Linked DNA regions of Mus musculus: all the other regions are linked to region 1. Evidence: chromatin loops called from intact Hi-C (ENCODE). Cell type or tissue: left cerebral cortex. All regions are shown on one strand. Each heading gives the region's core, and the rest is flanking DNA. Links, peaks and the distances in the headings are about the cores only.

Region 1 (10,292 bases), core at 964-8,963:
ATCTGGCTTTTCAAGCACCGCCGGGTGCGTTTCCTTCATGAGACCGGGCTGGCCATGATTTATGGTGAGTCCCCTGCTACTGCCACGGCCCAGGTCCCTAGGGCAGCTGGCCGTACTCCTCCCGGTGCCGCGCAGTGCTCCTGCTTCACTTCCAAATGAGTTTCTTCATTTGCGTTTCCCGCTGAGACGCTGTGGGTTTCCAAGGTCAACTGTCTGCATTTTTCTGGCTTTCTGCAACGGTTAAAAAGCATTTTGTGTGTGTGTGTGTGTGTGTGTGTGTGGGGGGGGGGGTGTTCCCGTTTCGACGTTTCTTTACTAGGAACTAAGATGAAAGATACAGAGGTGGCTCCTTGATCCCTTTGCTTCATTTTATCTCGGTTGTGCTGCTCTCCATCAGCATTGATTCCCCACTCCCCGCCCCAGTTTAGATCTGCAAAAGGTATTGGGGGATTTCCCAGGGAGCTGTGCCACCCCAGGGGACAGGCCACAGAGCGTGAGAAAGAGGGCTGAATGTAAATCTTGACTTGGGTTGCTCATGGTGGTCATCGCAGGTTGGTGCCCACTTCTGATGTTTGTGTTCTTTCATTTCTTGTTAATAAAGTGCAATGAGGAATACAGAGAAAGATGAGCGTGGTTTAGGACCCAGACTGATGACACCACAATGTCAGGCCTAACTAGAGACAGGTACCCTTATGTCTCATTGGGAAGTTATGCCTTTTGCAAGTCAAGGGTAGCTCTTATAACCCTAAAATATAACATACATTTCTGAGTTCGTGGAGAGAAAAGTGATGGTTTTAATCTTGGAGTCAGTCCTCTTTTGTTAAGGATGGGCTGATCCCACTATCCTTTCTGGATTTAGTGATTTAGTAGTATACAGCATATTACATGGGCAAGGCTAGGACATGGATAATAACAGCCACAATCTGAGTCATCCTGTTTTCTCTCTGTGTGCCTCCTGTCACCTCCACCCCCAATGGACTCCAAACTAGAGCCAAGCATTCTTTTTAATTTAATTCAGAGATGTTAACTCCCTCAAAGCAGCATCCTATAGTGGAGAGAGAAGGAGGGAGCCAGGGAGGAAGGGAGGGAGGGAGAGAGAGGGAGAGAGGGAGAGAGAGACTGACTGAGACTCTGATGGACTGTTTCACAAGCTAGAGCATGTTACTTCATCACAGTATATACTCCACTCAATTTCTATTCAGGGATCTCTGACAGAGAATGGAAAGCAGGTAGCTTAATCTTTAATGTGGAAATTACTCTTGGTCCTGGGCCTTACAGGTCTTATGGTTCCTGTTTAGTTATTAATAACCAGGGCTTATGGCTACCAAACCCTTTCAGAAAAATTGTATGAGGGACTAGTGCTGTCAGGAATCTTCCAGTATGGAAGTAGTGGCCTAAATAGATCTTGAAACCAGAAAACCATAAACCTAGTTGGTTATCGGAAAGCACAGGTCTCAGGACAGACTTTGGCCTCCATACCTGCTCATGGAGCCTTTGTAGTTTGTGTTATTTGGTCACAAATGAGTGACATGAGGAAAGCAGGTAAACTGAGATGTTTCCTAGCAGATAGTGAGGAACTGAAGTACGTTGCCATTTTAGGTTATTGACTCAGAGCCACGTTGGAAATGAAGACTGCCTTTGTATGTTTATACAAATCTATGAGAATATATTTATTTTACAAAATTCAGAGCCCACTCCTTAAAGAACAATGTGAAATAGGAAGTACATTTGGTGGGCTCATAAATGCATGTTCAAAGATACAAAAAATAAATGGGGATAAAAATATATTCTGAGGATTATCCTATGTTCATAGAAATTCAGTAATAGTTATCTTTGGCCTTTGTTTCGTTCAAGACAGGGTCTCACACAATAGCTTAGGCTGTCCTAAAACTCACTGTGTAGCCGTGGTTGGCCTTGCATTTCAGGGCAGTTCTGCCTCAGCCTGGGATGACAAGCATGAGCTAGCACACACAGCTCCAGTCATCTTTATTTTAATGCTTAAAGCAATAGTGGGATTTTCTTTTGCTGATATATACTTTAAAATTTCACCTCGGTGTTTTAGCCACTGGGACCACATGCCAGTATGCTGTTTCATTTTGTGGATAGTTGTGCTATAAATGATAAATCTCATAATATACCTGTATAATTTTGTCCTTTGTCTTTAGATCTTCTTGCTGCTTTTAAATGTATTGAGAGGTTTATTTTGTCAGTGTGCGATGTGCTGAGATATGTCAAATATTTATATGTTGTATGATGTGGGTTGTTTGTAATTGTGAGAAAACATTTTTCTGCAGGATATTTTATCTTCCGTTTCAATCTTCTCCTCGATCCAACTCTGAATTCTAATGTTACTTGATTAGCTAATCTTTCATTATATACTTAAGATTATTAGTGATAAGGCAGGAGACTCTGACCTGCACATGCATATTGGTGTGCACACCTGAACATACCTGTGCACGCACATGTATCTACTCACAGACAAAGAAATCAGATTTTATTTCTCCGCGGCAATAGAGGAAGTGAGTAGTTCTCCTGTCTCTGAGTAATGCAGGGCAGGAAGGCTCAGGGGAAGCACTGGTTGAGTATCTGTCTGCTGTGTGATAGGGATGCATAGTAATTTCTGGAAACTACAATTTAAATTTAAAATGCTTGTTATGTTTTTGTAAGTGAAGATGTTCAATTGTGAAATCCCCAAACCCTAAAGTCTTTTTAAAGTCTCATTCTTCTCATCTATTTTATTGGCATATATTCGTAGTACACAGTCCTGGATTTCATGAGAACATTTTAACACAAGTGTTTGGTACACATTGACAGTATTCTCTTCATACCCTGCTGTATCCTCCAGGTTTTTTTCCTCCTGCATTCTGCCATTTACCTTTTTTTTTCATTGAGCAACGTTTTTTCAACCTTCCGAATCCTGTGACCCTTTTATATACTTCCTTATGCTGTGGTGATCCCCAACCATAAAATTATTTTTGTTGCTACTTCATAACTGGAATTTTGTTACTATTCTGAATGGTAAATATTATGAATGTAAATATTTTTGGAAAAAGAGGTTTTCAAAGGAGTTGTGGCCACAGGTTGAGAACTCCTGCTTTAGACATTCAAGCTTCCATTTTCATGTCATGAATATATGCATAATTTTATGTTATATCTATGAAGTCTGGGATTTGCAAATGAGAGAAAATATGCAATATCTGTTTTTTGAGTCTGACTTAATTTACTTATTGCGATAATATGCAGCTGCACACATTTTCCTACACAGCACATAATTTCATCATTCTTGGATGAGTAAAATTCCATTATGTATGTATACCACATTCTCTTTATCCATTTGACAGATACGTAGGTTGGTTCCATAGTTTAGCTCTTGGGAATCCTGCTGCAGTAAACATGGATGTGCAAGTATCTTGTCTTGGAATCCTTTGAGTAAATATCCAGGAGTCTTCCACCTTTTTTCTATTGAACTGATATTTAATTTGACAGAAGTATCTTAGTATTAAACAAATAAACTAGTGTAGTTATAAATACCTCTGGAAGTATATGTAACAAACTAGGCCTTGGTTCCTTAGGGGACAGAACCTCAATGGCTGTGACTTGTGAGTCAAGGCAGATGTCACCATGAACTTTTTTGTCCATTTTGATTTTTGAACTGTAAAAGTGGTGTAAAATTATTTACTTACTACCACATCTATGCCTTCTTTCTGTAGGACTTGTGATGCATGTGCGTCTTACATCACTCACTTTAACACCCACATCTCCCTATTTAAATCATAGTATGTCATTCCACTGTCCCCAAGGAATAGTTATTACAGTAGAAATTTACACCAATAGATCCTGTAGTAGTAAGTACTTGCTCAGGTACAAAAGACCTAAAGATAAAAAGAGACACATTGTGAATGGTTAGCATTTGTGGTAAAAGACAAGGACCAAAAGACACTTATGATCATTTTCCCTGATAGGCCAAGGCAGCTACAAGGCAAAGTGTTCTCAGGCCCAACTTTCCAGGGATTTTGAAAGTAGCCCCCAGACCTTGACATGTTAGCTGTAGACATGTGGGTAAGGACTTAGCACAGCAATAGTCTAACTGTGTTGTTAGGCTAGGGAGCTCCTGGTTGTCTCTGTAGGCGATTTAGCACCATTTTGAAGTTACTGGCTCCTACATGTCTGGCTGTATAGTCCAAAATAAACTGTCAGTTAATTGTGGTTCTCTCTCACATTTACAGTAGTTCTACTTCCTCTATAGTGTTTTTGTGTCAACTCATGTGTATCCATAATAATATAATTGTGCCATAGTAGCCTACCACATGCTTTCTTTTTTTATTAGATATTTTCTTTATTTACATTTCAAATGCTATCCCGAAAGTCCCCTATACCCTCCCCCGCCCTGCTCCCCTACCCACCCACTCCCACTTCTTGGCCCTGGCGTTCCCCTGTACTGGGGCATATAAAGTTTGCTAGACCAAGGGGCCTCTCTTCCCAATGATGGCCGACTAGGCCATCTTCTGCTACATATGCAGCTAGAGACACGAGTTCTGGGGGTACTGGTTAGTTCATATTGTTGTTCCACCTATAGGGTTGCAGTTCCCTTTAGCTCCTTGGGTACTTTCTCTAGCTTCTCCATTGGGGGCCCTGTGATCCATCCTATAGATGACTGTACCATATGTTTTCTTAATTCTCCCTTCTCCATGTTTGCCCTGCCAGCTTTCTGAAGATTTACTGGTCAGCCATTTTAAGTTCTATGGCTTTTGGGTTCTGTGCTGCATCTCTGTTGCTGATTAGACCTTGATTGGTAAGTGCAGTCTGAGAGAGGGCGTTACAAAGTATGAAAGGGGAAATATGACTTAAAGTCATGTTAAGTGTCCATTTGGGAATCTGTTTTGGTGAGACTTTCTCAAATTGCTCTCACCAGATACCAGAGAGAAACTAGTTAAGAGAGGGAGCATTGGTTTCCTCTTGTGGTTTCACCCTGTCACAGTGTGGAGCATAGGGCTTCCCATCACGTTGTTCAGGAAACAGAGAGACTATGCTTGCTTCCTTGGCTAGTTCTCCCCACCATCTTTTTTTTTTTTTGTAAAGCTTTATTTATTTGTTATATGTAAGTACACTGTAGCTGTCTTCAGACACTCCAGAAGAGGGAGTCAGATCTTGTTATAGATGGTTGTGAGCCACCATGTGGTTGCTGGGATTTGAAGTCCGGACCTTCGGAAGAGCAGTCGGGTGCTCTTACCCACTGAGCCGTCTCACCAGCCCCCCACCATCTTTTTTATTTCATCCAGATCCCCAGCCATGAAATAGTGTTGCCTACTTTCGGGGAAAGCCTTTCTTCCTTAGATTATCCTCTCTGGAAACACCTTCACAGCCACAGGCACAGGCACATTCACTTCACAGACTACATTTCAGTAGCTAAGGCGCTTCTCAGTCTTCACACCCCACCCCCAGTCTCAGGAGTTCCAGCACTGCTCAAAAGTTCAAGTACAAAATTTTCTCTGAATAATTAAATCAACTTCTACATGTGAGCCCCTGTAAAAACAAAACAAAACAAAGCCAAAAAAACCCAAGTTATGTACTTTCAAGGGAAAAAATGGCACAAAAGTAACTGCCTATTCTAAAAGAGAGGATCAGGAAATAGAAAAGAAGGACCAGAAGGACTGAGACCCTGTGGGGGAGCATTAAGTTCTATAGCTTTAAGTCCAGCATGTGGTGCTGTGACGTGAGCTCTAAGGGTTTTGCGGCCCTTCCTACCCCTATCCTATAGTCTTTTTTTTTTTTTTCTAGATAGGGTTTCTCTGTGTAGCCCTGGCTGTCCTGGAACTCAGTCTGTAGATCAGGCTGGCCTCGAACTCAGAGATCTGCCTGTCTTTGCTTCCCAAGTACTGGGATTAAAGGTGTGTGCCACCACACCCAGCCTATCCTCTAGTTTTGCCGGTTGTAGTCCACATGGGTTTTTCTCTTGAGCTGGCCCTGCTTTCTGCTCGCAGCTGTGCTTGGCTCTCCATTGCATCTTTGATTTCATTTATCCAGTTTCATACACTGCCCTCTCAGGGGCTGCCTGCCATACATTAGCTAGTTTCCCAGAAATTCCTTTGAAGTCTGGGAGGAAATTTCAATGACCCTGAAGCTCATTCTGCTTGCATGTAAAACTAGAATCACTTGGACAACACCAAAGTCCATCACTTTTGAGACTCCAATTTGTCAGGGTATAGTCAATCCTTAAGATATCCCCTGCGCTATTCTTATTGTCCTGTTACAAAATACTTGGCTGCTTTTGAAAGACTTTTATTTATTTATTTTTCTGAATTGCTCTGGCTGTTCTGGAACTGGTTCTGTAGACCAGGCTGGCTTCAATCTCACAGAGATCCAAGTGCCTCCCTTTTGCCTCCAGAGTGCTGGGACTGAAGAGATGCACCACCACTGCCCAGCTTGAAAGACTTATTAAAATATAGTTATTTTTTTGTTAAGATTTTTGTTTTTATATGTATTTGTGTCTGGGTATCACATTTGTGTAAGTGCATGAGGAGGCTAGAAAGAGTGTGTTGGATTCTCTGAAGCTGAAATTTCAGGCTGTTGTGAACTACCTGAAATGGGTGCTGGGAACTGAACTCAGGTCATCTGGAAACTCTGGAAACACTCTTAACTGCAGAGCAATTTCTTTTCTTTTCTTTTTTTTAAAGATTTATTTATTTTTATTTATGTGAGTATACTGTAGTTATCTTCAGACACACACTAGAAGAGTGCATCAGACCCCTTTACAGATGGTTGTGAGCCACCATGTGGTTGCTGGGAATTGAACTCAGGACATCTGGAAGAGCACTCAGTGTTCTTAACCACTGAGCCACCTCTCCAGCCCCAGAGCAATGTTTAAAAATTTTTTAAATTATTTTTAAAGTTGTTTTAATCTTTTCGGACAGCATTCCTTCCTGGGTAATATCTTCTCATGGACTTTTCTTGGAGTACTGGAAGGTTTTTCAGACTTTTCTGTTTTTCACTTTTCTTCCCATTCTCATTGTAAACCTGGCTAAGAGCTTCCAGAAGCTTCCATACTACAGCTTGAATGGTGTTGATGCTTTCTAATGTCTTCTCTTAGATTAATTGGTTTGTTGTTGTAAAAGAAAGTTTCCCACAAAAATATCAGGACAGGTATAAAAATATAGACAAGATATTTGTCAGAATGTAACATGAATGCCTTATAGCCCAATTTCTAATAGAGTCTTTGTTTCCATATGAAACTTTGCTTCATTCTGTATGCACAATGGTCTTCTGACCTCCTATTGTACTTACCCCCAAACTCTGCTTACAGCAGTCTAGGGTTTCTCAGCCCACAGCTTCAAATGTTTTCATATTCCTGTCACAAACCCAATGGCTTCTGAACTGCATTATCAGGTAGTCATGGTAACAGCCTCACTTCTCTAGTACCACATTTGTGTGAGACTTTCTGTGTGTGTGTGTGTGTGTGTGTGTGTGTGAGAGAGAGAGAGAGAGAGAGAGAGAGATAGAGAGAGAGATTCTTATTGCTGTTTTTGAGAGAGAGAGAGAGAGAGAGAGATTCTTATTGCTGTTTTTGAGAGACATAGCTTAGAGGAGGAAGGATTTATTTTGGATCACGGTTTTAGAAATTTTTATCATGGCGGGTAGGACATTGCATGGTAAAGCAGCTTACATTATAGAGGGGGAGGGACAGGGAGAGAGTCACTGCACTTGCGAGAGTTTTCCCTTTTCCTCTTTTATTCCATCTGGATCTCCAGCCTATGAGGTGGTGCTGCCCGCATTTGGTGTAGATCTTGACCTCTTAGTAGTTAGTTTCCCACCCTGGAATTGCACTTATAGACATACTCAGCTGTGTTCTACCAATATCCTAGCTTGTGAATCCATTCAGGCTGAGAATCAAGAACCTGTGACCAAATATTGCACTACCTATCTCTGGGTTAATAAGGTGTTCTCATCAAAAGAACCTCCTGCCTTGGCCCAAGTTTAGAGTAGTCCCACTTTGGTAACAAATGTCTCTGGATTCAAATTGCTGGTCTGCTATTTATAAAGTTGTATGGATTTGGGTAAGTTCTCTGAACCTTAGTTTCCTCTTTTGGGAAATGGATAAAATTGCTCACCTCATAGGGATGATGCATTCTAAAAGATTAAAATGCAGAGCTTGATGCTTAATAACTTGGTAAGTATTAGTTTCCATTCTCACTTAACACTTTTGTGATTTCTTTGGCAAGCTTTGCTTCTTGAAGTTTGTTCAGTAGAGGCCTGACATCGTTTTAAAATCCATGAAGCACAGTTAGTGGTGAGGAGAATTGCATATTGCTTTATATTTTTTGTGTGCTATTTGCTAATACCTAGAAGAAAGTTGCACTGCACCTACCTTCCCTTTCATCTATCTATTTCCCTCCTTGTCCTCTGTCCTCCAGAAATTTGTGTTAATAATATTACATTGTATATTTGTTGAAGGAAAAATGCTCACCAAGAATGGACTAGCTAAATGATGCTGCATTCTAATTAAAGAATATTATACAGCAAGTGAAAAGAGATGTTTGAGACTTTTTTGTTGTTTTAGTTTTTTTTTGTTTTTGTTTTTAGAGACAGGGTTTCTCTGTATAGCCCTGGCTGTCCTGGAACTCACTTTGTAGACCAGGCTGGCCTCGAACTCAGAAACCCGCCTACCTCTGCCTCCTGAGTGCTGGGATCAAAGGCGTGCGCCACCACGCCTGGTTTGTTTGAGATATTCTTATAAGGCACCTGTTCACATAATAGTGTTGTGGAAGAAGATAAGGTACAGAATATTATATGTAACATTGTGTTTGATCTATCAATAATTATATAATATATACACATAAACACTATGTATAATGAGTGAGATTTTTTTTAGGGATACATATATTTGGTTGCGAACCTATACATGTCTCCACCATGAAAACATATATTCTAGCTTAAATGTTAACTTTTTGCCAGGCCTGGTAGTGTAGGCCCTTAGTTTCAGATACTTAGGAGGTTGGCATAAGAGAATTTTCAGTTTAAGGACTGCCTAGACTACAGAATGAGATCAACTCCAGACTGGGAAGCTTATAAAACTCTGTCTCAAAATACAAAAGTTAAAAGAGCTGGGGATATAGCTTAGTGGTACAGGCCCTGCCTACCATGGGCAAAGACCTTGGTCAAACCATAGTACCACAAAAAGTTAGCCTTTTAGAAATGAGTTATCATTAGGAAATTGCTATTTGTAGCTCTTAATGATAACTGATTTGGATGAACATTTTCAGTAAATTTCAGTCATAGGTGAAAGCCAGTTGTGTACCCATCTGCAGAGCATTCCCACCTCCAAAGCATAGCTTCAAGCCCATGATCACTTAGACAGTCCTGGTTAAACTCAGAGGATCATAGAGCAAAAAGACGTGAGTGTGGGAGAGGGACTTAGAAGGTGTAGGGTAGGGTCTTCAGGACAGGAGAGAGATAAAAGAGAGTGGGGGGGTGACAGTAATGAGAGTGCAATGTGTGTGTGTGTGTGTGTGTACGTGTGTGTGTGTGTATTCGTATGAAATTGCTGAAGAACAAATTTCATAAGAGATAAAAAATAATAAAGTGAAAAAAATTCTACTCAAAGGAGAAAACAACAAAACCAAATTCATAAGAGTAGTGTTACATGAAGTTAGAGTTGACTGTACTGGTTAATTACTAGTCTGGCATCTCCTCTGCATTGTAGTCGACTGTGAAGTGAACAACACTTTGACAAGATGGAGTATTTATTCCTGCATTTTTCCCTACTTGAGAGCACTTGGAGTTTCATTACATGTGCCAGGAGCTGGGCTGATTGATTGGATAGGCACAAATCTTTAGTGAAGACCAGGAAAATATAACAGGGAGAAACTGAAGTATGTTTCCATACTTCATGAATTAACTGCCTTTTGAGTAACTACATCTAGAGTTTCTTTCTTTTTTAATATTCATTCATTCATTCATTCATTCACTTTACATCCCATTGGCAGCCCCACTCCCTCCTCTCCTCCCAGTCCTATCCTCAAATCTCCCTTACCTCATTATCCCCTCCTCTTTTTCTCAGAGAAGGGGAAACCCCTCAGAGTACCAACCCACTCTGGCTAATCAAGTCACAGCAGGACTAATTGTATCCTTTTCAACTGAGGCCAGACAAGACAGGCCAGTTAGGGGAAGGAGATCCAAAGACAGGTAACAGAATCAGACACAGCCCCCTCTACAATTGTTCAGGAACCCACAGGAAGACCAAGCTTCACATCTGCTACAAATGTGTAGGGCTTCTAGGTCCATTCCTTGCATGCTCT
Region 2 (10,292 bases), core at 837-8,836, 63 kb after region 1:
ATTTAGCATTTAGCCAATGTAACAATTTTCCAGATTCAAACAGTCAGTAAATATATTGTGTTTAAAACACCCAGCTGTCTAGCAGTAGGGGCATGGTTTAGTAAATTGTGGTATATTCATTCACCACAATTAGAATTTAAGTCCATGATTCTAAAGCAAACCTGTTACCTAAGCTCATATATACAACTGTGCAACTGCATAGCAATATACATGCATGACTTTACATGACTCAACCTGAGTAACTCTTAAAAGATTGCATCCAGGAAAAAAAAGAGAGATGCTATGAAATTTGTCTAGTAAGTATGATTTCTACTAATGAAAATTTCAAAGAATAAATGGCCTCCCAGAAAAAAGGACTATTTTCTTGCTTCTTTTATAGCCAGGTGTGACCATGTGATCAAGTATGGCCAACGACTGGCCAGTAAGGTAAAGTAGAGTATGCAAATTGGAAGCCATGCCTTTAAATAGAAAGAGAATATCTTCCTTTGTCCCCTCAGTTCCCTCTGCTTAAATGGTAATATGCTCGGACAGGGAGCCATGGGTTCATCCCAGGAATGCGTATTCCATCTTCTACATGACAGGGTCGGGGGAGGTGGATTTCTGCCTTGTTTAAGCTACTATTATCTTGCTCTTTGTTCCACAACCACAACCTCCTAGTTCGAGAAAATATTATTTGTATAAATTAAAACCAGAAAAGGGGGATGGGAGATGGCTCAATCGGTAAAGTGCCTACCATGTGAGCATGAGAAACACATGAAAAAGAAATATAAATAAGAAAAGGGCTATTTCACATCTGTAGATATGTGTAAATCTTAGATTAGGGATACAGACAAAAATGAATTAGTGGTTGTCTCAGAGGCAGAAGAGAGGTACTGGGGTCAGGAATGAAGAGATGCAGCCTGTCTTCTTGCTAAGTCATGAGCCAGTCTTTCTTTTCTGTGTTGAGTAGGTTAAACAGTGATAAAGGTAAAGAAAATGCATACCTGAGATGTTTGTGATTGCTTTATGGAAACCTGTTTTTGGATGACTCTTAATAGAGGCCTTTACTCTGCATGAAATGATTAGATTAGGAAAAAAGGACATAGCCATAGCCTGCCTGAGATAGACCCCATGTCTTTGGATGGATGTCCTCACCCTCTGATTGTTAGCTGCTAAACAGAGTGCTGGGTTTCCTTTCATACATCTTAGGTACATTCCAGGTGAGTCACCCTGGGATTTGGGGATTCCCAGGCTCTTGAGAACATACAATCAGCCAAGCTCCTGCATTCAACCAATAGTCTGTCACTCACATTCAACACATGGGAAATGGTTAGATAGTGTTAAGGTAAATATGTTCATGTAATTATCTGTAAATCTGGGCAGAGGTGCGTGACCCTAACTGTCTTGTTCTCTATTCTAGGTACATAACTCAATACATTTACTACTTGGAATTCTGAATGAGGTTCTTCCAGTCACATAAGTGTGCTTAATCTACTCGCTGCCCCTGTTTCTCTCTGTTTGCCTAAATGTACATATGCCCAAAGGGTAGTCTGCTCTGATGACTTTTGCTTTCATATCTGTGGCTTTAGATATAATTTTTGCATAGGTAGTTTCCAGTTCTTTCTATTCAGCCATGAGCTTTGACTCCTCTCTGGCCACTTGCCTCATTCTTACCTTAGTAATCAACATAATCTAACACTTTACTCCTGGCTCTGCATTTTGCAGCAGACCTATCCTTCTGTTATGCTAGACTGCCATCCACACCTAGCCAGATGGTGGGATGCATTCCCTTCACACACAACATTTAACTGCTTGTAGTTCCCTTGAGAGCCTTGACTATCCCCCTGCTTTTATATGAACTAGAAAGACCATTGACTCCTCCAGTGCTTTTTTTTCTCTTTTAGCACAATTGGCTTTCAGTGGGTTGTAGACAGTCATAGGAACCACTGTATACTATTTCTAACCTGTTCCCTCTTTTAGTGCTTTGCACTGTCGTTTAGAGTTAGAGAGCTGGTTCTTATGCATTTGTCAAATTGATGCAGGTAGAAAGAGAGAAAGAAAGAAAGAAAGAAAGGAACACTCTTCTCAGTCTGAATGAAGTCTCTCCAACCGAGAGTAAAGAATTCCTAGGGCAATGAACACATTTTGCTACGAATATTGCCTTTATAGAGATGATATTACTTTTCTCTAGAGCAATTTCAAAGAAGAATGTTAAAGTAGCAATAAATCCTGCTTAAGGCCTAAGCATTCTGAACCAGGTATAGACTTTTTCATCTTCCAACACTAAACCTGCATTTTTAAAAAGTAATTCTTTTTAAAAAGACACTTCTTTTAAATAAAAGGTAATTCTTGCGCAACCCTTGTGATCTATTGGGTTACTTTGTCAGATTGTAATCTTACCCAGTTCACTTCAGATACCACTCTTCGATCTTATTTACCAAGAAAAGGGGGAAAGGGCAGAAAGAGGTTTCTTAGAAACTGTTTGAACAATGTGATTTCATCCATTGGGCTATTAAGACAATTAAGGGGAACTTTTTCTAGAGAAGTCCACACCCATCAAAGAAACAGCTCTCATCCCAAAGGAACAAATGAGCCCAGTATGGCCTAGGAACATAGATCCAGGTTTACTCAAATACCATGTTCTAGCATGAAAACAGTTCCATCAAAAAGTAATAGATACTTAAATCGTGAGACAAAACACTTTTCAAATGTATTGGCAGATATATCCAGTAGGTGGGTTACAGACAAACAGGGATATCTCAGCTCTAGTCTTTCCTTAGATGCTGACAGCTTTTTTGATTGATAAGAAACTGGGAGTATAGTGGTACAGTTCAAAGGATGTACCTGATGAATATAAAGATGTTAAGTCATATAAAGAAGGGGGTAATAAGTTTCAATTAAGGGGAGATAAAGACACCACAAGATAATTTAGCTCTTGACCTGCAACATTCCAATTTCTACATATCACTGAAGTTCTCATCAATCAAATAGCCCTTGGAGTCAGAGCTTCTTTGCAGTAGTTCATGTTCTCACTACTAACCTCTGCTTTAAATCCATATTAAATGCCCCCAAAACGCCAACTCTGCTTCATATTGTCTCATCCTGAAGTTCTTCTCTGTGGCCAGATTAAGAATCTGAGCTTCTTCTGAATAGAAGTCTCTGAAAAGAACTCACTAGGCTGCTGCAGGTGGCATCATGGAGCGCTCTCTCTCTCTCTCTCTCTCTCTCTCTCTCTCTCTCTCTCTCTCTCTCTCTGACACTTCTGCCCCTGAGGAAGTGATGAGATGAACGCTCAGTTCTGTTCAATTAATTGATGTGGGCATCTTATTTTTAAACATGGGAAAATGTAACCATTGGCCGAAAAATTGATTGACAAGGAGCTGAGTAGCTAACTTATTATATTCAATGATGTATCCTCTCTTTGTTTACAATGAAACTTTCTCTTTTCTGACTAATATATCACTGCCCTACCTTTGCACCTCCTACAGTGCTCCCTGTGTAATTCTTCCTCCTTTATTTTCATGTTTCCTGCTTATAATGTACCTCTTAGCTATCTTATCTGAAAAGTTCTTTTCGTGTCAGGCTGTGAGGGCTGTGAAGAGACAGAAGAATTTATGTGCCCGTTATTGCCTGCTATAGTCATAGTTTCTGTGTATATCATCTGGGTGAGATACCGATTGCTGTGTTGTCACTAAATGGAGTATTGTGATTGTCTTGACCAATGTTCCATTCCTGTGAAGAGACACCATGACCATGGCAACTCTTATAAATAAAGGCATTTAATTGGGGCTGGTTTACAGTTTCAGAGGGCTAATCTGTTATCTATCATGGTAGGAAACATGGCAGTGTGTAGACAGCCATGGTGCTGGAGAAGGAGCTGAGAGTTCTATATCTTGATCCTCAGGCAGTTGGGAAAGAGACACTGGGTCTGGCTTGAGCATCTGAGACATTAAAGCCCAACCCTAGTGACACAGTTTCTCCAACAAGGCCACACCTCCTAATTTGTCTTAAGTAGTGCTGTTCCCTAAAGACCAAGCATTAGAATATTTGAGCCCATGGAGGCCATTCCTATTTAAACTACTATAGTCACTAATTGTAGGTTTCTCTTTATTCAGTTTGAGATTGCTGAGTCACGTCACTTTGAAGCCAGTGAGACATTTTTCATCTCTGCAAATACAAGTTTTAGTTTGGGGCTAAGCAACTGAGAGGCCCGTGGAAAGAAGAAACAGATACAATAATGGATGAGACTCTACTCTTGGTGCTAACATGTGGTACTCCCTCTCAACACTTCCCATTTGTATTTTGTTAACCTTATTTTGAGTATCTTTAATAAATGTGATTGATAACTCTAATTTTCATTGTAGTATATGTCCTTAGCTGGTGTTTTATTTCTTTACCTTTTATGGTTAATATGTTTTTTGTTCCTTTCTCTTAGATGCTGTCAGTGTTATACTGAGGAAGATGCTAGTAGATAGGGTTTGACTATGAGGTTTCTTGATGGCATTTAGGCTCTGATGTGTGGCCATAGTTTACTTCCCTGGCAACTGCAATGAATGTGTGATTCTCTCCTGAAAGAGATGCCAGGTGGGCCTTAGCCTGGACACAGTACTGAGAGTACTACCTGGTGATGCTGGTTCTCTGTAATGGCTGTCTAGCCACTTTGCCTTAACAGGTCCTGTAATGTGACTGTGGGTGTCATATTTAAGATGGATATATCACTAATTAATCTAATCCTTAATTAGTTGTGAAACAGCTTTCACTTCTTTTGTGAGAACTGAGTTCACTCAGATGGTATCAAGGAAATCCCAGTGCCTTATATGCGCAAAGTGATCAGCAGAGCCTGCTTTGCTGAAAAGCTAAGCTTTTGTCCTCTAGTTGGCAAGGAGCCACCAGAGCCTTTAAGCTAGGCAGTGATGTTTCTTTCAGAATTACAATCATTATGGTGGTTTTAAGGTAGATTGTTAAGTAGTGTGTGATGGATTCAGGAAGGTGCGGAGGCTGTGAAGAACAGCTGCCAGTATGCAGAACCTTGATGCCTGTGGGTGTAATGAGTTAAAGGTGACTCAGGGAGCTGACTGTGGCACAGACAGGGAATGGGGAGAGGAAATAATGCTGAAATGAAGGAGTGCGAGGTACCTCTGGCACCTATTGAGTTTGGGGTATCAGAGAACTTATGAGCAGGAAATTGGACAGAGATTCCAGAACATGGCATGGGGCAGGGGAATCTGTGCTCACCTTATGTCTGCTAGAATATAATATTATTAAAGACTTATTCTGGTTAGATGACTTTTATTGTGGCAGGTTTCAAATTCATGAAAGTAAAGGAAATAATATAATAAACCAAAGTCATGAGTTCATTACCCTGCTTCATTTAATTGCAGGTTTGTAGTTCATCTTATTTCATTTATGCCTTCAAACTGGTTTACCCTATTTCAGTATGATTTTGATCCAGTCCTACACATTCTATCATTTTATTTATAAATATGTCCATAAGATAAGGTGTCTTTTAATAATGTGGACATAATACATTAGGAACTATCAAATTCCACAATAATTCTGTAATATTTGTCAAATATACAGTGAGTTCATATTTCTCCAATTCACTTTTATTGCTTAGTTTGATTTAAGATCCAAGTAAGGCCCTTCAAATAGTATTTGGATGGTATATGTTGTTTTCTCATAAATTCTTATGAGGTTTGAATGGGTAACTTTTCAGAATATTCTAGGACCTGTTGTGTGAACCCTGAACCATAGCCATCAAACAAATGAAAGAAAACCATGGAACAATGTAGGGCAATGGGGGAATTTTCAGAAGATGAATCATTTTGACATCCCCACCACACATCATAGTTAGTTTTAGTTGTCAACTTGATTCAGTGAGAATCTCAATGAGGGCTGTCTATATCCAGTTGGTTTGAATTGATATGAAATTTTCAGTGAAAAATCTGATAGCACTGTTTAATGGGGGTAGACCGTGAAGTATATGAGTGCAAAGTGTAATTCGAACATTAGCAGGCCTGCATACATTCATTACTCTCTACTCTTGACTTTGTGATTAGCTACTTTAGGTTCCTGTCTTGACTTCTCGGTGATGGACCTGGAAGTGTAAGCTGAATAAATCCTTTCTCCCCTAAGTTGCTCTTGGTCAGGTTTTTTTTTCTTTTTTAAAAATTCCAGCAACAGAAGTGAAACTAGGACACCGGACCCCTGATATTTTGGGGAAAGCTGCTAGAACTCTTGTACCCATAACCTGTTTCTCCTGCAATTTCAGTATTTTCATTTTCAGTATTTTTCTTATGGAACTTTCTAGAAGTCATACTTGGTTGTATGTGACCCTTTCTTGGCCCAGAAGTCTTTGAGGTAAACATTAATCTTGTGAGCCTGGTTCCAAGGGATGGAAGCCAGTTTCCACATGACACTTGGGGGCCCCTTTCTCCCCAACAGTAGCCAACTCAGGCTCATCTGATGTTCATTTGCCAACCACATACTGAATGAGGGTTTTCTCTGAAGTCTACTTTCTAGCTTCTTTCCTTCTCCTTATAGTTTCACTTCTCTTGTAAGGCCCAGTTTAGAAGTCACCGTTTCTCTGAAGTTTTCTACGATGAATCTGTTCACATGAAAGAAATATTTATTCTATACTCTGCTGTGTCAATTTTTTTGTGCTTTTTTTTTGTCATGTCTGACTCACTTTGATTGGCTTTATTTATAATGTGTACACAAGTGGGACAGATGAATGTATGTCTCTGTGCATCTGTAGTAGGACGTTGGAGAACAGGCTGTATGTCAGCCAGCTTCAGAACTTCCTGTGAGTATCCAGCCCAGAACCCTTCCCATCTGGCCTGCAGGGGCCAGCACTTGGGAACTACTATTTTTTTTATTAGATATTTTCTTTATTTACATTTCAAATGCTATCACGATAGTTCCCTATACTCCCCACCCCTGCCCTGCTCCCCTACCCACCCACTCCCACTTCTTGGCCCTGGCGTTCCCCTGTACTGGGGTATATGATGTTTGAAATACCAAGGGGCCTCTCTTCCCAGTAATGGCCTACTAGGCCATCTTCTGCTACATAGGCAGCTAGAGACACGAGCTCTAGGGGATACTGATTAGTTCATATTGTTGTTCCACCTATAGGGTTGCAGACCCCTTCAGCTCCTTGGGTGCTTTCTCTACCTTCTCCATTGGGGGCCGTGTGTTCCATCCTATAGATGACTGTGAGCATCCACTTCTGTATTTGCCAGGCACTGGCATAGCCTCATACGAGACAGCTATATCAGGGTCCCTTCAGCAAAATCTTGCTGACATATGTAATAGTGTCTGGGTTTGGTGGCTGATTATGGGATGAATCCCCAGGTGGGGTAGTCTCTGTATAGTCAATCCTTTCGTCTATGGTCCAAACTTTGTAACACCTTCCATGGGTATTTTGTTCCCTATTCTAAGGAGGAATGAAGTGTCCACACGTTGGTCTTCCTTCTTGATTTTCTTGTATTTTGCAAATTGTATTTTGGGTATTCTAAATTTCTGGGCTAATATCCACTTATCAGTGAGTGCATAGCTAATGACTTCTTTTGTGATTGGGTTAACCCACTAAGGATGATATCCTCCAGATACATCCATTTGCCCAAGAATTTCATAAATTCATTGTTTTAAATAGCTGACTAGTACTCCATTGTGTAAATGTACCACATTTTCTGTCTCCATTCCTCTGTTGAGGGACATCTGGGTTCTTTCCAGCTTCTGGCTATTATAAATACGGCTGCTATGAACATAGTGGAGCATGTGTTCTATTTACCAGTTGGAACATATTCTGGGTATATGCCCAGGAGAGGTATTGCTGGATCTTCGTGTAGTACTATGTCCAATTTTCTAAGGAACCACCAGACTGACTTTCAGAGTGGTTGTACAAGCTTGCAATCCCACCAGCAATGGAGGAGTGTTCCTCTTTCTCCACATCCTCGCCAGCATCTGCTGTCACCTGAATTTTTGATCTTAGCCATTCTGACTGGTGTGAGGTGGAATCACAAGGTTGTTTTGATTTGCATTTCCCTGATGATTAAGGATGTTGAACATTTTTTCAGGTGCTTCTCAGCCATTCGGTATTCCTCAGTTAAGAATTCTTTGTTTAGTTCTGTACTCCATTTTTTAATGGGGTTATTTGAATTTCTGGAGTCCAGCTTCTTGAGCTCTTTGTATATATTGGATATTAGTCCCCTATCAGATTTAGGATTGGTAAAAATCCTTTCCCAATCTGTTGGTGGCATTTTTGTCTTATTGACAGTGTCTTTTACCTTACAGAAGCTTTGAAATTTTATGAGGTCCCATTTGTCAATTCTTGATCTTACAGCACAAGCCATTACTGTTCTCTTCAGGAATTTTTTCCTGTGCCCATATCATTGAGGCTTTTCCCCACTTTCTCCTCTATAAATTTCAGTGTCTCTGGTTTTATATGGAGTTCTTTGATCCACTTAGACTTGAGTTTTGTACAAGGAGATAAGAATGGATAAATTCACATTCGTCTACATGATAATGGCCAGTTGTGCTAGCACCATTTGTTGAAAATGCTGTCTTTTTTTCCACAGGATGGTTTTAGCTCCCTTGTCAAAGATCAAGTGACCATAGTTGTGTGGATTCATTTCTGGGTCTTCAATTCTATTCCATTGATCTACCTGTCTGTTGCTGTACAAGTACCATACAGTTTTTATCACAGTTGCTCTGTAGTACAGTTTGAGGTCAGGCATGGTGATTCCACCAGAGGTTATTTTATTGTTGAGAATAGTTTTTGCTAACTTAGGTTTTTTATTATTCCAGATGAATTTGCAAATTGCCCTTTGTAACTCAGTGAAGAATTGAGTTGGAATTTTGATGGGGATTGCATTGAATCTGTAGATTGCTTTCGGCAGGATAGCCATTTTTACAATGTTGATCCTGCCAATCCATGAGCATGGGAGATCTTTCCATCTTCTGAGATCTTCTTCAATTTCTTTCTCCAGAGAGTTGAAGTTCTTATCATACAGATCTTTCACTTCCTTAGTTAGAGTCACACCAAGGTATTTTATATTATTTGTGACTATTGTGAAGGGTGTTGTTTCCCTAATTTCTTTCTCAGCCTGTTTATCCTTTGTGTAGAGAAAGGCCAATTATTTGTTTGAGTTAATTTTATATCCAGCTACTGCACTGAAGCTGTTTATCAGGTTTAGGAATTCTCTGGTGGAATTTTTAGGGTCACATATATACTATCATATCATCTGCAAAAAGTGATATTTTAACTTCTTCCTTTCCAATTTGTATCCCCTTGACCTCCTTTTGTTTTCTAATTGCTCTGGCTAGGACTTCAAGTACTATATTGAATAGGTAGGGAGAAAGTGGGCAGCGTTGTCTAGTCCCTGATTTTAGTGGGATTGCTTCAAGTTTCTCTCTGTTAAGTTTGATGTTGGGTACTGGTTTGCTGTATATTGCTTTTATTATGTTTACGAATGAGCCTTGAGTTCCTGATCTTTCCATGACTTTTATTATGAAGGGGTGTTGGATTTTGCAAATGCTTTCTCTGCATCTAACGAGATGATTATGTGGTTTTTGTCTTTGAGTTTGTTTAGATAGTGGATTATGTTGATCGATTTCTGTATATTGAACCATCCCTGCATCCCTGGGATGAAGCCTAGTTGGTCATGATGGATGATGGTTTTGATGTGTTCTTGGATTCGGTTTGCCAAGATTTTATTGAGTATTTTTGATAGATATTCATAATGGAAATTGGTCTGAAGTTCTCTTACTTTGTTGGATCCTTGTGTGGTTTAGGTATCAGAGTAATTGTGGCTTCATAGAATGAATTGGGAGGAGTACTTTCTGTTTCCATTTTGTGGAATAGTTTGAGGAGAGCTGGAATTAGGTCTTCATTGAAGGTCTGATAGAACTCTGCACTAAACCCTTCTGGTCCTGGGCTTTTTTTTTTTCTTTTTCTTTTTGAGACTATTGATGACTGCTTCTTATCTACTTGTACAAAGCTCAAGTCTAAGTGGATCAAAGAACTCCACATAAAACCAGAGACACTGAAACTTATAGAGGAGAAGGTGGGGAAAAGCCTCGAAGATATGGGCACAGGGGAAAAAATTCCTAAACAGAACACCAGTGGCTTGTGCTGTGAGATTGAGAATTGACAAATGGATCTCATAAAATTGCAAAGCTTCTGTAAGGCAAAAGACACTGTTAATAAGACAAAAAGGCCACCAACAGATTGGGAAAGAATTTTTACCAATCCTAAATCAGATAGGGGACTAATATCCAATATATATAAAGAACTCAAGAAGCTGGACTCC
Region 3 (10,292 bases), core at 482-8,481, 51 kb after region 1:
TCAGGTGTCTGCACAGCAGCTCAGGACCACTCAGTGGTGGCTTCAACTCACTCAGTGGCCTGTGCTGTGGGAGCTGCTGACCAACCTCACTGGCTGGCTGTGCACTCCAGTCTTCTGTGGGGAACTGCTGGATGGGCACAGAGGGAACCTGCACACCCTCAGACCAGTCGGCCACCTCAGGCTGAGCAGCAGTGAACTCAGGAGCTGGTACAGTCCATTCACCCTGGAATTCCTCCTTGGTCACAGCCTTCTCAGCAGCAGCCTGCTCCTCCTTCTCAATCTCCTCTGGGTCTCTGTAGAAGTAAAGATCGGGCATGACCTCCCAGGGGTGCTCACGGGAGATAGTACCTCGCATGCAGAATACTTCCCTGGCCAGCATCCACCACATCAGACCCACTGAGTGAGCTCCCTTGTTGTTGCATGGGATGGCAATGTCCACATAGCGCAGGGGAGAATCTGTGTTACACAGAGCAATGGTGGGCAGGTTGACATAAGAGGCCTCTGTGAGTGGCTGCTGGTCAGCCCTGGAATTGGTTACCACTGGAAGCTGTGGCGCCCTGAAGGCTGCTTGGATCTGGTTAGTGAAGGTCCCAGGTGTGAAGTGGCCAGCAATTGAAGTAGCTCCTGTGGCAGCAGCAAACTTCAGCACAGCTCGCTGGCCAGTGTTCCTGGAGGAGAGGACGCTGATGTCAGCAGGGTTCTCAATGGCAACAATAGCTCAGGCTGCGAGCAACAGCTTCTCCCAGGTCCTCTTCAGATTTATGATGTAGATACTGTCACTTTTCCTTTTGTAGATGTACTGCTCCATCTGAATGTCAGGGTTGGTGCCACCTAAGTGGGTTCCTGCAGCAAGGAATTTGAGGACATTCTTCTCCTTCATCTTCAGGACGTCAAGGGCTCTGGACATTGTGTAAATTTCCCTTTAAGTTACGATGGGAATCAAGAACAACGCCGTATGGACCCGTGCCCGGGTAGTGTGGAAAGGAAAAAGGTTTCCCTAATTTCTTTTTCAGCCTGCTTATCCTTTGTGTACAGAAAGGCCACTGATTTGTTTGAGTTACTTTTATATTCAGCTACTTCACTGAACCTGTTTATCAGGTTTAGGAGTTCTCTGGTGGAATTTTTAGGATCACTTATATATACTATCATATCATCTGCAAAGAGTGATATTTTGACTTCTTCCTTTCCAATTTGTATCCCCTTGACCTCCTTTTGTTGTCGAATTGCTCTAGCTAGGACTTCAAATTCTATATTGACTAGATAGGGTTGTCTAGTCCCTGATTTTAGTGGGATTGTTTCCAGCTTCTCTCCATTTAGTGTGATGTTAGCTATTGGTTTGCTGTCTATTGCTTTTATTATGTTTAGATATGGGCCTTGAATTCCTGATCTTTCCAAGACTTTTATCATGAATGGGTGTTGGATTTTGTCAAATGCTTTCTCAGCATCTAACGAGATGATCATGTGGTTTTTGTCTTTGAGTTTGTTTATATACTGGATTATGTTGATGGATTTCCGTATATTGAACCATCCCTGCATACCTGGAATGAAACCTACTTGGTCAGGATGGATGATCGTTTTGTTGTGTTCTTGGATTCGGTTAGTGAGAATTTTATTGAGTATTTTTGCATTGATATTCATAAGGGAAATTGGTCTGAAGTTCTGTTTCTTTGTTGCGTCTTTATGTGATTTATGTATCAGAGTAATTGTGACTTCATAGAATGAATTGGGTAGAGTACCTTCTGTTTCTATTTTGTGGAATACTTTGAGGAGAAATGGAATTAGGTCTTCTCTGAAGGTCTGATAAAACTCTGAACTGAACCCATTTGATCCTGGGCTATTTTTGATTTGGAGACTATTAATGACTGCTTCTATTTGTTTAGGGGATATGTGACTGTTTAGATCGTTAACTTGATCCTGATTTAACTTTGGTACCTGGTATCTGTCTAGAAATTTTTCCATTTCATCCATGTTTTCCAGTTTTGTTGAGTATAGCCTTTTGTAGTATGATCTGATGATGTTTTGGATTTCCTCAGGTTCTGTTGTTATGTCTCCTTTTTCATTTCTGATTTTGTTAATTATGATACTGTCCCTGTGCCCTCTAGTGAGTCTGGCTAAGGTGTATCTATTTTGTTGATTTTCTTAAAGAACCAGCTCCTGGTTTGGTTGATTCCTTGCTTGAATAGTTCTTTTTGTTTCCACTTGGTTGATTTCAGTCTTGAGTTTGGTTATTTCTTGCCGTCTACTCCTCTTGGATGAATTTGCTTCTTTTTTTTCTTTTTTTTTTTATTTAATACATATTTTCCTCAATTACATTTCCAATGCTATCCCAAAAGTCCCCCATTACCCCCCCCCCACTTCCCTACCCACCTATTCCCATTTTTTTGGCCCTGGCGTTCCCCTGTACTGGGGCATATAAAGTTTGTGTGTCCAATGTGCCTCTCTTTCCAGTGATGGCCGACTAGGCCATCTTTTGATACATATGCAGCTAGAGTCAAGAGCTCCGGGGTACTGGTTAGTTCATAATGTTGTTCCACCTTTTTTTGTTCTAGAGCTTTTAGGTGTGCTGTCAAGCTGCTAGTGTGTGCTCTCTCTAGTTTCTTTTTGGAGGCACTCAGAGCTATGAGTTTTCCTCTTAGGACTGCTTTCATTGTGTCCTATACTTTTGGGTATGTTGTGGCTTCACTTTCATTAAACTCTAAAAAGTCTTTAATTTCTTTATTTCTTCCTTGACCAAAGTATCATTGAGTAGAGTGTTGTTCAGTTTCCATGTGAATGTTGGCTTTCTATTATTTATGTTGTTATTGAAGATCAGCCTTAGTCCTTGGTGATCTGATAGGATGCATGGGATAATTTCAGTATTTTTGTATCTGTTGAGGCCTGTTTTGTGACCAATTATATGGTCAATTTTGGAGAAGGTCCCATGAGGTGCTGAGAAGAAGATATATCCTTTTGTTTTAGGATAAAATGTTATGTCGATATCTGTTAAATTCATGTTTTTATAACTTCTGTTAGTTTCACTGTGTCTTTGTTTAGTTTGTTTCCAGGATCTGTCCATTGATGAGTGTATAGTGTTAAAGTCTCATACTATTATTGTGTGAGGTACAATGTGTGCTTTGAGCTTTACTATATTTTCTTTAATGAATGTGGCTGCCCTTGCATTTGGAGCATAGATATTTAGAATTGAGTGTTCATCTTGGTAGATTTTACATTTGATGAGTATGAAGTGCCCCTCCTTGTCTTTTTTGATAACTTTGGGTTGGAAGTCAATTTTATTCGATATTAGAATGGCTACTCCAGCTTGTTTCTTGGGACCATTTGCTTGGAAAATTGTTTTCCAGCCTTTCACTCTGAGGTAGTGTCTGTCTTTTTCTCTGAGGTGGCTGTAAGCAGCAAAATGTTGGGTCCTGTTTGTGTTGCCAGTCTATTAGTCTATGTCTTTTTATTGAGGAATTGAGCCCATTAATGTTAAGTGAAATTAAAGAAAAGTAATTGTTGCTTCCTGTTATTTTTGTTCTTAAAGTTGGGATTCTGTTCGTGTGGCTGTCTTCTTTTATGTTTGTTGAAGGATTGCTTTCTTGCTTTTTCTAGGGTGTAGTTTCCGTCCTTGTGTTGTTATTTTCCCTTTATTATCCTTTGAAGGGCTGGATTCGTGGAAAAATAATGTGTGAATTTGGTTTTATCATGGAATACTTTGGTTTCTCCATCTATGGTAATTGAGAATTTTTTGGGGGGTATAGTAGCCTGGGCTGGCATTTGTGTTCTCTTAGTGTCTGTATAACATCTGTCCAGGCTCTTCTGGCTTTCATAGTCTCTGGTGAAAAGTCTGGTGTAATTCTGATAGGCCTGCCTTTATATGTTACTTTGACCTTTTTCCCTTACTGCTTCTTAATATTCTATCTTTATTTAGTGCATTTGTTGTTCTGATTGTTATGTGTCGGGAGGAATTTCTTTTCTGGTCCAGTCTATTTCGAGTTCTGTAGGCTTCTTGTATGTTCATGGACATCTCTTTCTTTAGGTTAGGGAAGTTTTCTTCTATAATTTTGAAGATATTTACTGGCCCTTTAAGTTGAAAACCTTCATTCTCATCTATACCTGCTATCCTTAGGTTTGGTCTTCTCATTGCATCCTGGATGTTTTGGGTTAGGATCTGTTTGCATTTTCTTTGATTTTTGTGTCCATGTTCTCTATGGAATCTTCTGCACCTGAGATTTTTTTCTTCCATCTCTTGTATTCTGTTGCTGATGCTTGCATTTATGGTTCCTGATTTCTTTCCTAGGTTTTCTATCTCCAGAGTTGTCTCCCTTTGTGATTTCTTTATTGTTTCTACTTCCATTTTTAGATCTTGGATGGTTTTGTTCAATTCCTTCACCTGTTTGGTTGTGTTTTCTTTTAATTCTTTAAGGGATTTTTGTGTTACGTCTTTAAGGACTTTTACCTGTTCAGCAGTGTTCTCCTGTATTTCTTTAAGTGAGTTATTAATGCCCCTTTTAAAAATCTTCTACCAGCATCATGAAATATGATTTTAAATCTGAATCTTGCTTTTCGGGTGAGTTGGCATATCCAGGACTCGCTGTGGTGGGCATACTGGGTTTTGATGATGCGGAGTAGTCTTGTTTTCTGTTAGTAAGATTCTCATGTTTGCCTTTTGCCATCTGGTAATCTCTGGTGTTAGATCTTCTAGCTGTCTCTGGCTGGAGCTTGATCCTCCTGTGATTCTTTAGCCTCTGTCAGCACTCCTGGGAGTCCAACTCTCTCCTGAGTCCCAGTGGTCAGAGCAATCTCTGTAGGCAAGCTCTCCTCTTGCAGGGAAGGTGCACAGAAGTCTGGAGCTCAGATCCACCTCTTGAGTCCTGGGGTCATAACCCTCCCTGGAGGCTGACTCTCTTCAGGCAGGGAAGGTGCTCAGGGGTTTGGGTCTCATCTCTGCCATCTGGCTGAGGATGAAGGCTGGAAGGGACCCTGTCCAAGAAGCTCTGTTGCTTCTGCCACCCACATGCTCTCCTGTGTAGACTGGTCTCAGTGATCCTAAGATCCTGGGTGTGTTAGGGCCAGGTGAGTTCGCACCCAAGATGGTGTGGGGCTGGCTCCAACAGGAATGAACCCCAGCCTCCGGTTGGGCGGGTATCCTTTGTCCCCTGTTCCTGCTGGCACAAGACCCTTTGGGTTTTTTGGAACAGATGTTGCGTTTCTATGCACCAGTGATCCCAAGATCCTGGGTGTGCTAGGGCCTGCTGAGTTCACGCCCAGGATGGCTCAGGGCTGGTACAGAAATTGCTTTTTAAAAATCATCTAGTGCTAGTTCATATTTATAAACAGCTATAAACAAGACCGATACTTTCTTTAAAAAATAGAGTATTTTTACATGCATGGTATGTACTCACTAATAAGTGGATATTAGCCAAAAATAAAAATAAATGTACAGAATTCCCAAGATACAGTCCACAGAACTCCAAAAGCTCAGCAAGCTGAAGTGCCCAAGTGAAGACGACTCAGTCCCATTTGGGAGGGAGAAGAAAGCAATCACAAGTGGGGAGGCAGGGAGTGACCTTGGAGGGAAAGTGGACAGGGTGGAGGGGGGAAGTGGGCTGGAGAGGGGAACCTGATCTGGTATTGGGTGAGGTAAAAGGACTGAAGCCCTGAGGGCCAGCAGATTGGAAACAGGCAACCTTAGGAAGTACGAGGATGGGGGGACCTTCCAGAATGCACCAGAGACCTGGGAGGTGAGAGACTCCTAGGACTCAAAGCGAGGGACCTGATATGAAATGCCTGACAGTAGGGAGAGGGAACTTATAGAGCCCACCTCCAGCTGGAGGACAGGGCATCAAGTGAACGATAGGGTTCCCATTCCACAGTCACATCTCTGACCCATAATTGTTCCTGTCTGAAAGAATTACAGGGATGGATATGGAGAGGAGCGTGAGGAAAAGAAGTTCCAGCGACAGGCCTAAAGTGAGATTGAGCTCAAGGGGAGGTCCCAAGGCCTGACACTATTACTGAGGCTATGGAGGGAAAACAAACAAAAAGGGACCTATGATGACTGCTCTCCCAAAGACCCAACAAACAGCTGAAAGAGTCAGATGCAGATATGTTTGCCCAACCAATGGACAGAAACAGCTGACCCCTGTTGTTGTTTTAGGGAAGGCTGAAAGAAGCTGAGGAGGAGGGCGACCCTGTAGGAGGACCAGCAGTGTTAATTAATCTGAACCCCTGAGATCTCTCAGACACTGGACCATCAAACAGACATCATACACCAGCTGATATGAGGCCCCCAACACACATACAGTAGAGGACTGCCAGGTCTGTGCTTATTCAGAGATGACACACCTAACCCTCAAGAGACTAGAGGCCCCAGGGAGTTTAGAGGTCAGGTGCGGTGCTGGGTGGGGGAATCCACATGGAGACGGGGTGAGGTGGGGAAGAGGTGTCAGAGGGTGGATGGGGGTGGGGTGGGAATGGAATACGGAGTGTAAAAAGCAAATTAAAAATAAAATAAAAATTTAAAAAGAGCATTTTTTCTTTGAGGATTTTATTCATGTACATGTGTATTTTGATCATACTTATCCTCACACTTCCCCTTCTAACTCCTCCTAGGACCTCACTGCCACCTCCTACTTACTTTATGTCTTTTCTTTTTTCTTTTTTCCCTTAAAAACCTAACTGACTCAGTCTAATTAGAGCTGCCCATATCTGTGTGGGTGTGGAGCCATCCATTGGAGCATCATTGAAAGAAAACTGACTCTTTCCTAATAGCTGTGAACTGTCAGTAACTTCTCAGCTAGAGGTGGGTTCCTGTATGCCACGAAGACAGGCACTTATTATTAGAAGGACTTTCAAAAGCATTAAACTATGGAGGTAAAGATGGGATTCTTTGCAAAGTTTCAAGCTCATAATCACAGAATGCTTATATATGGACCACCTTTGCATTTGTGGGCCTAGTTCCAGTAAGACTATTGTTGAACCTAGTATCCAGTACCTCACTTACAAAACCAAAAATAAGAACCAAAGGCAGTGTTCATCAATATTTTCAGCAAAGTAGACTGTTTTTAAAATATATAAACCCTTGGAATAAGGCAGGGAACCCATCATTGTTCTAGTGTGTGTTCAAATGGCAAAAAAATTGTTTTGCCAGAAATGTCAGTTGCTTTCACTAACTGCTTTTGCAACAGTGCATAGCCATCTTTTTTGTTTACTTATTTCTTGGTTGTACTTCCATTCCTACATTAAATGCAAGGCCCCTGATTACATAATTCACGATTGTTTCAGTAGTGGTTGTATTGACAGTCTCTGTAGCTGCATTAGAGGTGTGTGTGTGTGTGTGTGTGTGTGTGTTTGTGAATGTGTGTGTGTGGCACGATTGTGCATGGCACACATGTGCAGCATGGATGCCTTCACATTAAGAAGCTGTGATCATAATAACTTGAAATGTGCAGCATCTGGAGACAGCTCTACAGGATATTGAATTTTGAAATGATATTATTTATTTCTTAAAAGCTTAATGGATGGATAAAAACCAGAGCCATTTGCTCCTGTCTTGGGAAGCCAGAGAAACCAAAGACTGAGGGGTGTGCCTGTACACTCTTGGTCTGTGTATCCACAGCTTTGATTTCTATCTAGAGTAATAGATCTAAGGAGGTGATTATTTGCATCTTTGAAGATTTCAGTCCTGCTGGCTGATTAGAGTAGAACATTAGAAAAGCATTGCATGTATTCTGTGGTATTTTGAAGAATTATTATCAACATCTTTTTCTAGTAGTTTCATTAAGTGATTTAATTTTAGAAGTGGAAAACCTTAGATATTGGAGTGCTTAAATCTAAATAGACTATTGTCTTAAACTTTATTAAACATAAGAATTATTTCCTAGACCTGGGTGTAAAGCGGTGGGATATTAGGGATGTAGAAGGGGATATGATCAAAGTATATTATATGCATGCATGCAGATGTTGTTTCAAGGAATGAGTGAGGGTTCTGTTTTGCAGAATCTTAGTCTCATGGATAAAAGAGTCTAAACATGGACTTGGAAGGATAATTTTATTAGAGTTTGAGAGAAAACAACAAGGGAGGCAAACTGTAAATCTTGGCAGCTGGTGAGAAGACAGGTATGGATAAGAGGCAGAGAGAAGGCCATATCTTAGGAGTTAGCCTACAGGAAAGCAGTTAGGCCCAGTGATGGATGTTTGTAAACACCTGAATGGGGAGAGGGTGGTATTTAGAGAAAGACTGGGAATGTCTAGAGTGTCAAGTCAAACATCCTCAGGGTTGACTAGTAGCCTAAACAGAGAAAGAGAGAAGAGTTGAAAGGCATCCTTTATACTTTTTTTTTTTTTACTTAAAACTTGGGAAACTGAGCATGCTTAGCAGTGAGAATTTGTAAGCAGCTGTGTGGATGGGGTGGTTTTGAAAGGGGAGGGCAAAATGGGGGGAGAAGAGGAAGGGAAGAAGGAAGGGAAAGAGAAAGATTGTGAATGAGAATGGTTTATTTTATGGGGGTTCAACAAAGTCCTGATACTTCTGTTCTCCTTTCTTTCATCTGGTTCTTTAAATTGTGATGCTTCTTTTTCCTAAAACTGATGGGTTATCAGGGAAACAGAAATGAGGTCCAAAGCTGTTAGCGCAGAACCAGGTCCATCTTCAGTGCCTTCTAAGCCTGCTAATGCCTGTCTAGATCTTTAACAGTGTCAGCATGAAATCTATTTCTCTGTACAATTAATATGCACTAATAGAAAACAATTATTTTCTGTAATATTATGTTAGGTTCTAACAAAAATCAAATTAGATGTTCAAAGCAGACCACAAAGATATTCAACATAGAAAAAGTATATTTGAGCTAATATATTTTTAAAGATTTATTTATTTATTTTATGTGTATGAGTACACTGTAGCTATACAGATGGTTGTGAGCCTTCATGTGGTTGTTGGGAATTGAATTTAGGACCTTGGCTTGCTCCAGTCAGCTCTGCTCACTCCCTGTTCGCTCCCGCCCAAAGATTTATTTATTATTATACATAAGGACACTAGCTGTTTTCAGACACACCAGAAGAGGGCATCAGATCTATTTGAGCTAATATTAATGTCCTTATGAGTATTAGGACAAGAGATGGTCCTTCTGTGGTGGTTGGCAATGGTTACTTGAAGTCCTTTTTTCAGTCCTAGGAAGCTTTACCTTGAACACTCATTCATGTACTGATTTATCTTCACTGGTGTATCTTCTCAGAGATGTCCATGAAAACCATGTAAGATAGGCCTCATTAGCTGGTGCTCCCTCCTTTTCCATGGTAGTTCTTGGAGGGAGATTCTAGGGAGCAATATTGTTAGATAGAGAAAGGCAGAATATGACAAGCATTTATGTGTGGGGCAGATGATGGTAGGCAGTGAAAGTGGAGCCTAAGACTTTGTAGATCATGGATACCATGTTAAAGACCTTGAATTTATTTTTCCATGGATACTGACATTATGCAAAGTAGGACTAGCTCCATTTCTGGCTTGAAGCAGGGTAATGATAGTAGGGAGAAGGAAAACACTGGAAGAGTGCTGGAGAAGTAGTGTTGGAAGTCCTAGGAAAGGGCAGGATATGGGGATCATGCAGTGTAGTGCTGTGGTCCTGTCAGCAGCAGGAATGGAGTCACAGCCCCAGTCTTCATGTTGAGCAGGTTGAGGAGCTCCCTTAGTCTTCCAGAGAACTCAACGCAGAGAATACTAAATCCTTAGGCTCAAGGCAGAAAAGCGTTTCAGTATGAGGCAGACTAAAACAAAGCTGGGATTTATTAGAAATAGAAAGTAAGTCATTCTGGGAATGAACAAGGCACACTGAGAACAATATTTTAACATAGGTTTTAAACACAGGAGTTAGGAGTAAGAGAGACTAAGTTACATCCAAGTGTGGGGTGTGGGATTCTCTAGGAAGGGTCACCCATAAGTGTCTAAGCATAGGCATATATATGTGTGCACTAGTCATATGTATAGTAATGGTATCAATAAACAGTTATGTTTTGAGAAGCCAAACTTCAAAGGTCTAACACTTCCCACCTAGTTTCGTATTCTATACCCAACATCTAATGTTCTACAAATTGTAGCTTTGTTATCATTGTCATAACAGCTTATATCCATATATATGGGAATATATACCATATTTCTCTTCCCAAGTCTGAAATATCTTGCTTAGGATGATTTTTTTCCTAGTTCTAGTTTCTAGGTTTTTTATTATTATTATTTTTATTATTTTTTAATTAGGTGTTTTCTTCATTTACATTTCCAATGCTACCCCAAAAGTCCCCCAAGCCCTTCCCCCCAATCC

The links. A loop is a pair of places that touch in the nucleus more often than their neighbours do. Peaks named below come from ENCODE experiments on the same cell type or tissue, not always from the same donor. Only the 100,000 strongest peaks of a DNase experiment are listed, where the experiment ranks them.
Region 2: it touches region 1 in a loop (3-fold over the local background); 2 of 42 quality-filtered maps call a loop at or near these places.
Region 3: a loop joins it to region 1, with 2.1 times the contacts of the local background. A loop is called at or near these places in 2 of 42 quality-filtered maps.

Annotation. Positions count from the first base shown.
Region 1 is chrX:20,281,132-20,291,423 of GRCm38, reverse strand. It overlaps Slc9a7 (solute carrier family 9 (sodium/hydrogen exchanger), member 7), which reads left to right. Exons shown (of 17, transcript NM_177353.4): 1 at 1-64. Among named protein-coding and RNA genes, the nearest start is that of Slc9a7, 5.5 kb to the left of the region's middle. In left cerebral cortex, for the core only: no CTCF peak of the experiment used is centred there; DNase peaks (open chromatin) are centred at 1,332, 2,016, 2,480, 5,399 and 1 more place; H3K4me3 peaks cover 1,567 bases.
Region 2 is chrX:20,217,855-20,228,146 of GRCm38, reverse strand. All of the region lies in intron 1 of Slc9a7 (solute carrier family 9 (sodium/hydrogen exchanger), member 7), which reads left to right. Among named protein-coding and RNA genes, the nearest start is that of Slc9a7, 69 kb to the left of the region's middle. In left cerebral cortex, for the core only: no CTCF peak of the experiment used is centred there; a DNase peak (open chromatin) is centred at 1,729.
Region 3 is chrX:20,230,081-20,240,372 of GRCm38, reverse strand. The region is part of intron 1 of Slc9a7 (solute carrier family 9 (sodium/hydrogen exchanger), member 7); the gene reads left to right. It also overlaps the pseudogene Gm9083. Among named protein-coding and RNA genes, the nearest start is that of Slc9a7, 57 kb to the left of the region's middle. In left cerebral cortex, for the core only: no CTCF peak of the experiment used is centred there; no DNase peak of the experiment used is centred there.